Regions from separate parts of the Homo sapiens genome. Here region 1 is linked to region 2. Evidence: chromatin loops called from intact Hi-C (ENCODE). Cell type or tissue: dorsolateral prefrontal cortex. All regions are shown on one strand. Links, peaks and the distances in the headings refer to the core of each region. The heading gives the core; the rest is flanking DNA. Region 1 has its middle 180 kb from the start of ICOS. Region 2 overlaps PARD3B (par-3 family cell polarity regulator beta).

Region 1 (4,405 bases), core at 283-4,282, 510 kb before region 2:
CAGGAAAGGCTCTGTCACATGTGCTCCTCCTGTTTGCTGTCTTTGGTTCCTGCAGGAAAGAAAATCACAGCAGATTTTGCGTGACCATGGTGCACACTCAGCCATCCAAACTGCTAGAGAACAATCGAGGGCTTTAGGGGAGGCGTTATCTGAGACTGTGGTTTTGCCAATTTCCTGTGTATAAATAAGCCAGGAAATTTAACTGAAATGATGTGGTATTGGTTAGATAACATAGATTTATGTAAAATTCATTATCAGATCCTATTGATCTAATAACCTAAGTGGCAAATCACACTGTGCGTAGTGGCAATGGGGTACGGAAAACACCTTATGAGAAGAGCACATTATGAAACCTCGCTTTGCGATCATCCAGCAGATTCCCTTCAGTGCATCTCAGTTGAAACTGAACTTCTGACCCCATTAAGAATGGGGTACAATGCATGCACCTTTCCTCCATCTATCTTGGCTGCTTCTGCTCTGCCTTGAGGACTTGGCTTTTGACAAGAACACACTTCTTCACAGAGGTCAGTGTGTCCTGATGTCAATCTCCTTCAGCACATTTTGCTCAGGGTTCAGGTCTCCCGAGTTATGAAAGGACGATCAGATACAGGCAACAAAATGACAGACCAGGAGGTCACTGGTTAAAGGGCTGGCATTGATTGTTTTGCTAGTGATGTTTCTAATTCCCATTAACTTTCACTAAGAATTATGTGTATGGAGCATGAGGAGGAGGCACGCTTATTAACTGAGTGTTACTCTCCCACTGGCAGTGAATACTACCATTTATTAATGAAGCTGCATGCTCTCAAAACATCTAATTGTAAAGATCATAGAATTTTAAACCTAGAATGGGCATTAGAGATCATTTAGTCAACTCCCTCACTTTAAAGAAGAGGAAACAGGTCCTGGGAGGCTAATCACTTACTCCAGGAAGGTCATTTAGTTAGTGGCAGAGTCAGGGCTCCACCCATACCCCACCCCCACCTATGCCACACTGACAAATTAACAAGTTTTAAATAGCTTCTAACACTTTCGGAGCCAGAGTGTGAAGTTCAATCTGTACTGCATATGGGTGCATATGGAATTTGAGGCATATTTAGTGGCTAGAGGCTATGGGCAGGTTATCTTTTAAAAATGCAAATTGCTATGTACTAAATAAAATGAATGTAAGTTTGAGGAAGTTCGTTCAGCTGGAGCTAATAGGCAATAGTGTTAATTAGTCCAAGGGAATGGGTCCAGTTTCCGCAAGGGCCAATTAGCTTCATACAATGGGGAAAAAAAAAGACTGTTTCCTAGACTTGGACTGTACCCCAAACTCAGCCCGCCTTGTCCCTGGGGAAACCAGGTGAGAGAGTGAGAATGACACAGCACAAATTCCCCTCCCCTGCTGGAAAAACAACTCAAGGCATTTCTCAGTGGAATCACCTTCCTACATTCAGGACAGATGTTTTGGAAAAAGTTGTATTAAGGCTGAAACATGGGGCTTCCTTGGAGCACATTTTCACACCCATTCTCCTCCCTTCTTTATGAAATGATGGTGACAGGGATTTTTACTGGAGTTTTGCAGATTAGCATCAAAGACCCAGAGAGGTAAAGTTATATTTTTTCACCCAGACGCAGGCAGTGAGAGAGAGCATTGGTTCAGGAGCTGGACCCAAGTCACTCGGACTTTTCATTGAACTAGATACAGCTTACCATAGGCACAGAGCTACCGCTTTCCCAACACAAAGAGGAAAAATGAAGGCATTCTGAGCTGCATTGATGTACTGGGTGTTTGCCCAGCTAGAAAGCCTGTTTCTTCTCCGTGACTGGGCCAAAAATAAAAAAAAAGAAACACGTGGTCACAATTCAACTGCAGTTTTCCTTGGCAAAATATAAACAGGCCCAAATGAGAAGTCTCCTGTAGTGCTGCCTGAAACGGCCCTGGCCCTATTTCATGAGTCCAAAATCAGCGACACATTGATGAGGATGGGGGAGGAAAGAGTGAGCACAGCAGAGAAAGGAAACTTTAAAATACACAAGTGAAGGCACAGCACATACAACTTCCATGTCTGTCTGGCCCTTTTTGGTTAATTATTGCTTATTTCAGGCCATGACTGTTTGTACAATGGTGACCTAGTTTATCCAGATTGGCTTTATCCTTTACAGAAATAACTAAAAATTTGTCAGTATCAAATGTAAAGCAGTCAAAAAGAGGCACCCAGTGTCTACAGATATTAAGTGGAGCCAAGCAACTAAGTCATAACCTTAGACACTTTACAATGTTCTCCCAGATAAAGCAGATTTTAAGCACCATAACTGAGATTGCTCCTCATTTTAACTATATTGTCTTTTGACAACATGAACACATTAACTATTGTTCAAAAAGATTTTTATACATCACTACACAATTCAGCCAGCACTTAGATTGAATTCTATTTAATCCAAGAATTCCTGACCATAATGCAGAGAGTTTGGGCAGCTTCTCTTTTACTCTTACCTAAGGTATTTTATTAAATGCTTATGGTTTCCGTGAAACTTATGTTCATAACTGAACAGAAAGCAGCCAAGACAAGCAAGAATAGCTTCTCAATGGACATTCTTTTTCCTGGCATCTCATATCCATTTGGGTGGGAGTTCAACAACAGGCTAGCAAGTTTTTCTCTTTGGGCCCGTACCAGAGGCCTGATCTCATCTGATTGTTCAGTGCTAGCATGGTGAGGTTGGGAATTATAATTGAGAACCTACTGACAATCAGGTTATTGTTTGATCTAAGCTGAGATGGTAATAGAAAGGTCAAAGTTGTTGGAAGGGGTGCAGGTATCATTTGGTCTAGCCCTCAATTCTTTCCAGTCTCTCTTCCATACCTCTATTTATAGGAAATGCACTTTTCCGTGAGGAAGCCCATTCTAGTTTTGGCCACTTCTAATTGTGATAAAGTTGTTCTTTAAAATAAGTGAAACAGGAAATTTTCCGTGACCCCTTGGGGCACCTCGCTTACTCAGCCTGCTGCAGTTAACCCCTCACGGGAGGGGGAGCACTCAGGTGAGTGGGTGCAGGAGCCAGGACAAGTGTTTCTGGGCACTGGCAGGAGCAGAACTCTGTGCAGCCTCACAGCAGCTTCTGGAGCCCCAGAGGGCATACGTTACAGTGCTCTTTTAGCTTTGCCATCCATGGATAGCTTAAGTGTTAAACAACTCAACTGCCCACATCCGTGGCTCCCAAGCTCTTGTTTGGTGTCCAAGAAGAATCAGGTCACATGAACGAATTGGAGAGTAGTGAATACAGAGGATTTTATTGCTGATGAAAGTGGCTTTCAGTGGGAAGGGGAGCTGGAAAGGGGGTGGAGCAGGCAGGTGGTCTTCCCCTGGAGTCTGGCCATCCCTGACCAGGCTCTTCTCCAAAGTCCCACCGTCAAGCCATCCTTCTGAAGTCAAGCTGCTTCTCTCTGACGTCTGGCTGCTTCTCTTCTCTCCTTCTCTGCTGCTCCTCTGCCAGTGGAGCCTGGGGTTTTTATGGGTATGGGATGGGGGACGGGGTGGGCCAGGGTGGTTTTGGAAAAGGCAACATTTGAGTGGGAAAATGGGGATGTTCTCACTTTGGGCCACGGTTCTAGGCTTGAGGGTGGGGCTTCACCAGGGACCCCTTCCTTTTCTGCCTAGAATTTCTCTGCCTCCTGTTCCCATCATAAGGAGATACTGGCTTCTTATGTAACTTTGAACCACTGGTCCTGGTCTGCCCCCTAGAACCAAAAAACACAAGTTCAATCCCTGTTCTATCTTATAGATATTATGTATTAAAATCCAGCTATCTTTAACTTATGAATTTATTCAGTTTGCAGCTTATAGTGTCTATAGTGTCTTATTCAAAGTTGAATAGACCTGTATCTTCCCATAAGGAGTCTTCAGTCCATTTGTGTTCATGTCTCTTCTTCAATCTAAAATCTCTCAGTTCTCTCAACTTTTTACAAAACACAGAAACTTCTGTAATTTGGTTCTCCTCCTCTAGACTTCACAAGGAAAATATTATTACTAATGATAGTTATTGAGGATCCACTGCAAATTTGGTCCTGGACTGGGTTCTATAATAATCCTAACTATTCTGCAAGGTTAGTATTAGGTGAGTATTAGTCCTAACTATCCTGCAAGGCCTGTATTAGCCACGAGGAACTGCGTGGCTCATAAAGTAAGTGATCTTGGTTCACACAGCTAGTATGCGCTAGGTGGGCTATCTGAACAAACGTTGACCCCCAAACCTCCAGTTTGAGACTGTGTGTGTGTGTGTATGTGTGTGTGTGTGTTTAAGGGGTAGCAACTGGAATTGAAGATAGTGCATTGTCTCTACCTTGTTCATAGTAGAGAAGACCATCTCCCTTATATATGAAAGCAAATAGCTCTTAGTGGTAACACTTTCTTTTGGGTACTTC
Region 2 (4,405 bases), core at 234-4,233:
AACTATTCTACCATATTCTACCATCACAAAAACCTCCCTCGTGCCACCCCTTTATAGTCATACCCACACCCAGCACCCTCCACCATCCCTTTTTCCTTGCAATCAACAATCTTTTCTATATCTCTATAATTTTGTCAATTAGAGTGTGTTGTGTAACTGAAATTATGCAGTCCATGACCTTTTGAGAATGACTTTTTTTTTCTACTTGGCATAATGTCATTGAGATATATCCAAGTTGTTGCATGTATCAATAATTCATTCCCTTTTTCTTTATTGTGGTAAGAACACTTAACATGAGATCTGTCCTCTTAACACTTTTGAACACATTTTAAGTATATAATACAGCAGTATTAACTATTGGCATAATGCTCCACAGCAGGTCTCTAGAACTGAATTATGTTGCATAAATGAAGAATTTATACCCATTGAATAGCAACTGCTTATTTCTCCCTGTCCCCAACTAACAGCCACCATTATACTCTGTGCTTCTATGTGTTTGAGTACTTTATGTACCTTGTGTAAGTAGAATCTTGCAGCATTTGTCCTCTTGTAACTGGCTTATTTTGCATACCATAATGTCTACAGTTCTGTCCATGTCATTGGCAGGACTTTCTTTTTAGAGGCTGCATAATATTCCATGGTATGTATATACTACATTTCTTTATTCATTCATCTGTTGGTGGACATTTAGAGTGAAATGTCCATCATTTAGAGTGAAAAGGCAGCCTGGGGAATGGGATAATGGGTTATATCCAAAATATGTAAGCAAATTCTATAACTCAATTGAAAAGAAAAGAAATCCCAAGCAATCTGGTTTAAAAAGTTGTCAAAGGACTTGAATAGATATTTCTCCAAAGAAGGACCTATGAATATGGCCAACAGGTATATGAAAAGATGTTCAAAATAAAAATCTCAATGAAATATAATCTCACACCAAGAAAACAAAAGATAGGTGTTGGCAGGGATGTGGAAAAATTGGAACTTTTGTACACTTGTTGGTTGGAATGTAAAATGGTACAGGCTACCGTGCAAAACAGTGAAAACTACTCAAAAAATGAAAAAATAGAAATATGTAATGCAGCAAATCATACTTCTGGGTACCTATACAAAAGAATTTAAATCAGAATCTTGAAAAGGTATTTGCATTTCCATATTCATTGCAGCATTTTTCACAATAGTCAAAATGTGGAAACAAACTCTTCTAATTGTTGAGTAGTGTTCCATGGTGTGGATATACTCTAGTTTGTTTAACCATTCACCTATCGTGGACATTCTGCTTGTTTCCAGTTTTTGGTTATCATAAATAAAGCTGTTATGAACAATCACAGATAGGTTTTGTGTGGACAAAGGACAGAATTTTCATTTCTCTGAGATAAAGGCCCAGGGATGTGATCTCTGGGCCATATGTTAAGTGTATCTTTAGTTATTTGGTAAACTGTCAAACGATTTTCCAGAGTAGCTGTACTGCTTTCTACTGTCACCAGTAATGTATAAGAGATCCAGTGTTTCTCTATCCTCACCAGCATTTGATATTGTCACTATTTAATTCTTCGGTCATTCTAATAATTGTGTAGTGATATCTCATTGTGGGTTTAGTTTACATTTCCCTAATGGCTAGTGATGTTGAACCTTTTTTTGTGTACTGATTTGCCTTCAGCTAAATCTTTCTTAATGTCTTTAACCCATTTTCAATTGGCTTTTGTTTTCTACGGTTGCATTTTGAGAGGTATTTTTATATTCTAGATGAGTCCTTTGTAAGATATACGGTTTGGAAATATTTTTTTCTCTGTAGCTTGTCTTTTCATCCTCATTTTTATTTATTTAAGGTAGAGATGAATCTTTTACCCAGGACAATTGTTGTGGATTCAAAAATAAAAATATTGAATGGTGCCATGCCTGCATGCCCTCTGCTCTGTTAGAGATTCATGGGCAGAGGAAAGAGTGCCATCTACTGAAGCTTGGGCATCGGTTCTCCATGACAGCAACTGACAAGGGAGGGCAAGGAACATGCTCCTTTAAGATGCGGCTGAGAGGGCCATCCACCATTCATGTAGAAAGCATCACTCTTGCAATTTAGTGGAAAACCACAACTGATCCCTGCCAGGATAAGGGATTGTTGTTGACTTTGTACACTAAGTCTCTTGAAGCATTGACAATGAAGAAATTAAATAAAATACATGACATTGGTACCCAGCTGATTTCAGATCTCTCTCCTGCCTCAGCTTTCTTCGTTCCAATTAATTAAATTCTTCTCTCTAATTAAAGCAATACATTGCTATTAGCTCTAGGTATATTTATAACACATGCCTTGAAATGACATTTCCAAGGAAGACTGATCTAACCTTTGTTTTCGAACAAGTTATTTAGGTTATTTATAGATTTTTAGCTTTTTAAAATCTATGAAACGCTCATTTCATAATATTCCACATATAATGAAAATTCCTTCCTTTTTGGAAGAAATAGGTGATGATTTACTGATGTATCACAGCTGTATTACCATCCTTTTCTATACTTTTTTAGTGTTGCAGAGACTAAATATGCTTAAAATTACAAAATTTGAGATTGGTTCACTTAGATGTATAGGGTATATTATTTTGAATTACCATGGAGTAGGAAATCCTAGTTTTCTGTATGTGAGATAAGTGGTAGCTTTAATATTTCTGGCATAAAGACTCATCAGTCATTTTTTGGAAAATTTAAAGTATTAATTTTTTGACTTTAGTTTTATAGGAGTACTTAAAATTTGGTAGGTGAACAATTAGAAGTAGTAATCCCCATGGACTGACAATTTGGGTGAGTTTGGATACATGTCTGGGTGGCAGATTTTTGAAATGCCCTAATAAATAACTAAAGAGAAAGCCAACACCACATTACATGTTTGGCAAATCAGTTTTCTGTGTGGTACTCTTTTCCCCTCAAAGTATGGCAGGGAATCTGATTTCAAAAATTAAACATACTCAGCTATGAATTCCTTGCCTTTTTCCTTACTTTTTTTCTTTTCAAGAGCCTATTTTACTGAGAAGCAGTGTAGCTGCTTTCACATTCATCTGCTACTACTGTGGCAAATGTTTCCACCAAAAATGCTTGATATTGCTATTTGGAGTACCCATGAATTTAAAGGAAGTAGACATAATTATACATTATTTGAATACAGATAGACGATAAATATGATTTCAAGTTTTTTTTTTTACATATTTAAAAAAAGTCTGGGTAAAAACAAACCTGTTAGAAATATGAAGCTCTGAAACAAAATTCTAAAAATCTGTAGTAAATGTATTTTTTCCCTCTGTATTTTTGGATTCTTAAAATCCTCTTCTTTCAAACTTTTGATAAATACAATTGAACTTTTCAATAATATCAGTTTTGTGATGTGTTTGTTTTATTATCTAGCTTTCCCCCACTCCCAGTTTTGAAAGATTTATTTTCCCCCAACATTTTCTATGATTTTTTTTTCAAAAGTAAAGCAAAGTTAAAAGAATTTCACAGGAACACCCAAATGCCCAACACCTATGATATGGTTTGGTTCTGTGTCTGCACCCAAATCTCATCTTGAATTGTAATCCCCACATGTTGAGGGAGGGACCTGTAATCCCCACCTGTCAAGGGAGGGAGGTGATTGGATCACAGCGATGGTTTCCTCCATGCTGTTCTCATGATAGTGAGTTCTCATGAGATGTGGTGGTTTTGTAAGTGTTGACAATTCCTCCTTCACTGGTCGTCTTCTCTCTTTCCTGCCACCTTGTGAAAAAGGCATTTGGTGCTTCTTTGCCTTCCGCCATGATTGTAGGTTTCCTGAGGCTTCCCAAGGCATGCAGAACTGTCAGTCAATTAAACCTCTTTCCTTTATAAATTACCTAGTCTTGGGTACTATCTTTATGGCAGTGTGAAAACTGACTAATACAACCTAGATTCTCTCTGTTAATCCATCTTATATTTTGATTCATTCTAAAGTAAATTGCAAATGTTTGGCATACAAGTCAGTTACAGTTCAACATTATTTATATTTTATTTAAAATTTTCATAACAATAGAATGTACATATCTTATGTGTACATTAGCTAAGATTTGAAAAAACTGTACAACTTAGTAACCCAAACTGTTATCAAGTTATAGAACATTAGCATCACTCTAGAAAATTCCCTTATAACCCCTTCAGAATCAGTTTCCTTCTCCCAAAAACAAGTTAGCTTGTTCTAGAATTTCATATAAAAAGAATTATACAGCACACACTATTTTGTGCCTGGCTTATTTCACTAAGCTTAATGTTTTTGAGATCTATTCATGTTGTCATATTTATTGATAGTTTTTTTCCCTTTTTGTTCGTAAGCATTATCTCCTGGTATGAATATACTATGTTTGTGCTAATGATGGGAACCTGGAATTCAAGGCTTTTAATCCCAGAAAAA

The links. Peaks named below come from ENCODE experiments on the same cell type or tissue, not always from the same donor. Only the 100,000 strongest peaks of a DNase experiment are listed, where the experiment ranks them.
Region 1: a loop joins it to region 2, with 2.7 times the contacts of the local background. A loop is called at or near these places in 1 of 110 quality-filtered maps.

What each region holds. Positions count from the first base shown.
Region 1 is chr2:204,114,532-204,118,936 of GRCh38, forward strand. No RefSeq gene overlaps it. Among named protein-coding and RNA genes, the nearest start is that of ICOS, 180 kb to the left of the region's middle. In dorsolateral prefrontal cortex, for the core only: no CTCF peak of the experiment used is centred there; a DNase peak (open chromatin) is centred at 1,896; H3K27ac peaks cover 2,181 bases.
Region 2 is chr2:204,623,368-204,627,772 of GRCh38, forward strand. The region is part of intron 1 of PARD3B (par-3 family cell polarity regulator beta); the gene reads left to right. Among named protein-coding and RNA genes, the nearest start is that of PARD3B, 80 kb to the left of the region's middle. In dorsolateral prefrontal cortex, for the core only: a CTCF peak has its summit at 1,926 (motif pointing left); a DNase peak (open chromatin) is centred at 1,984.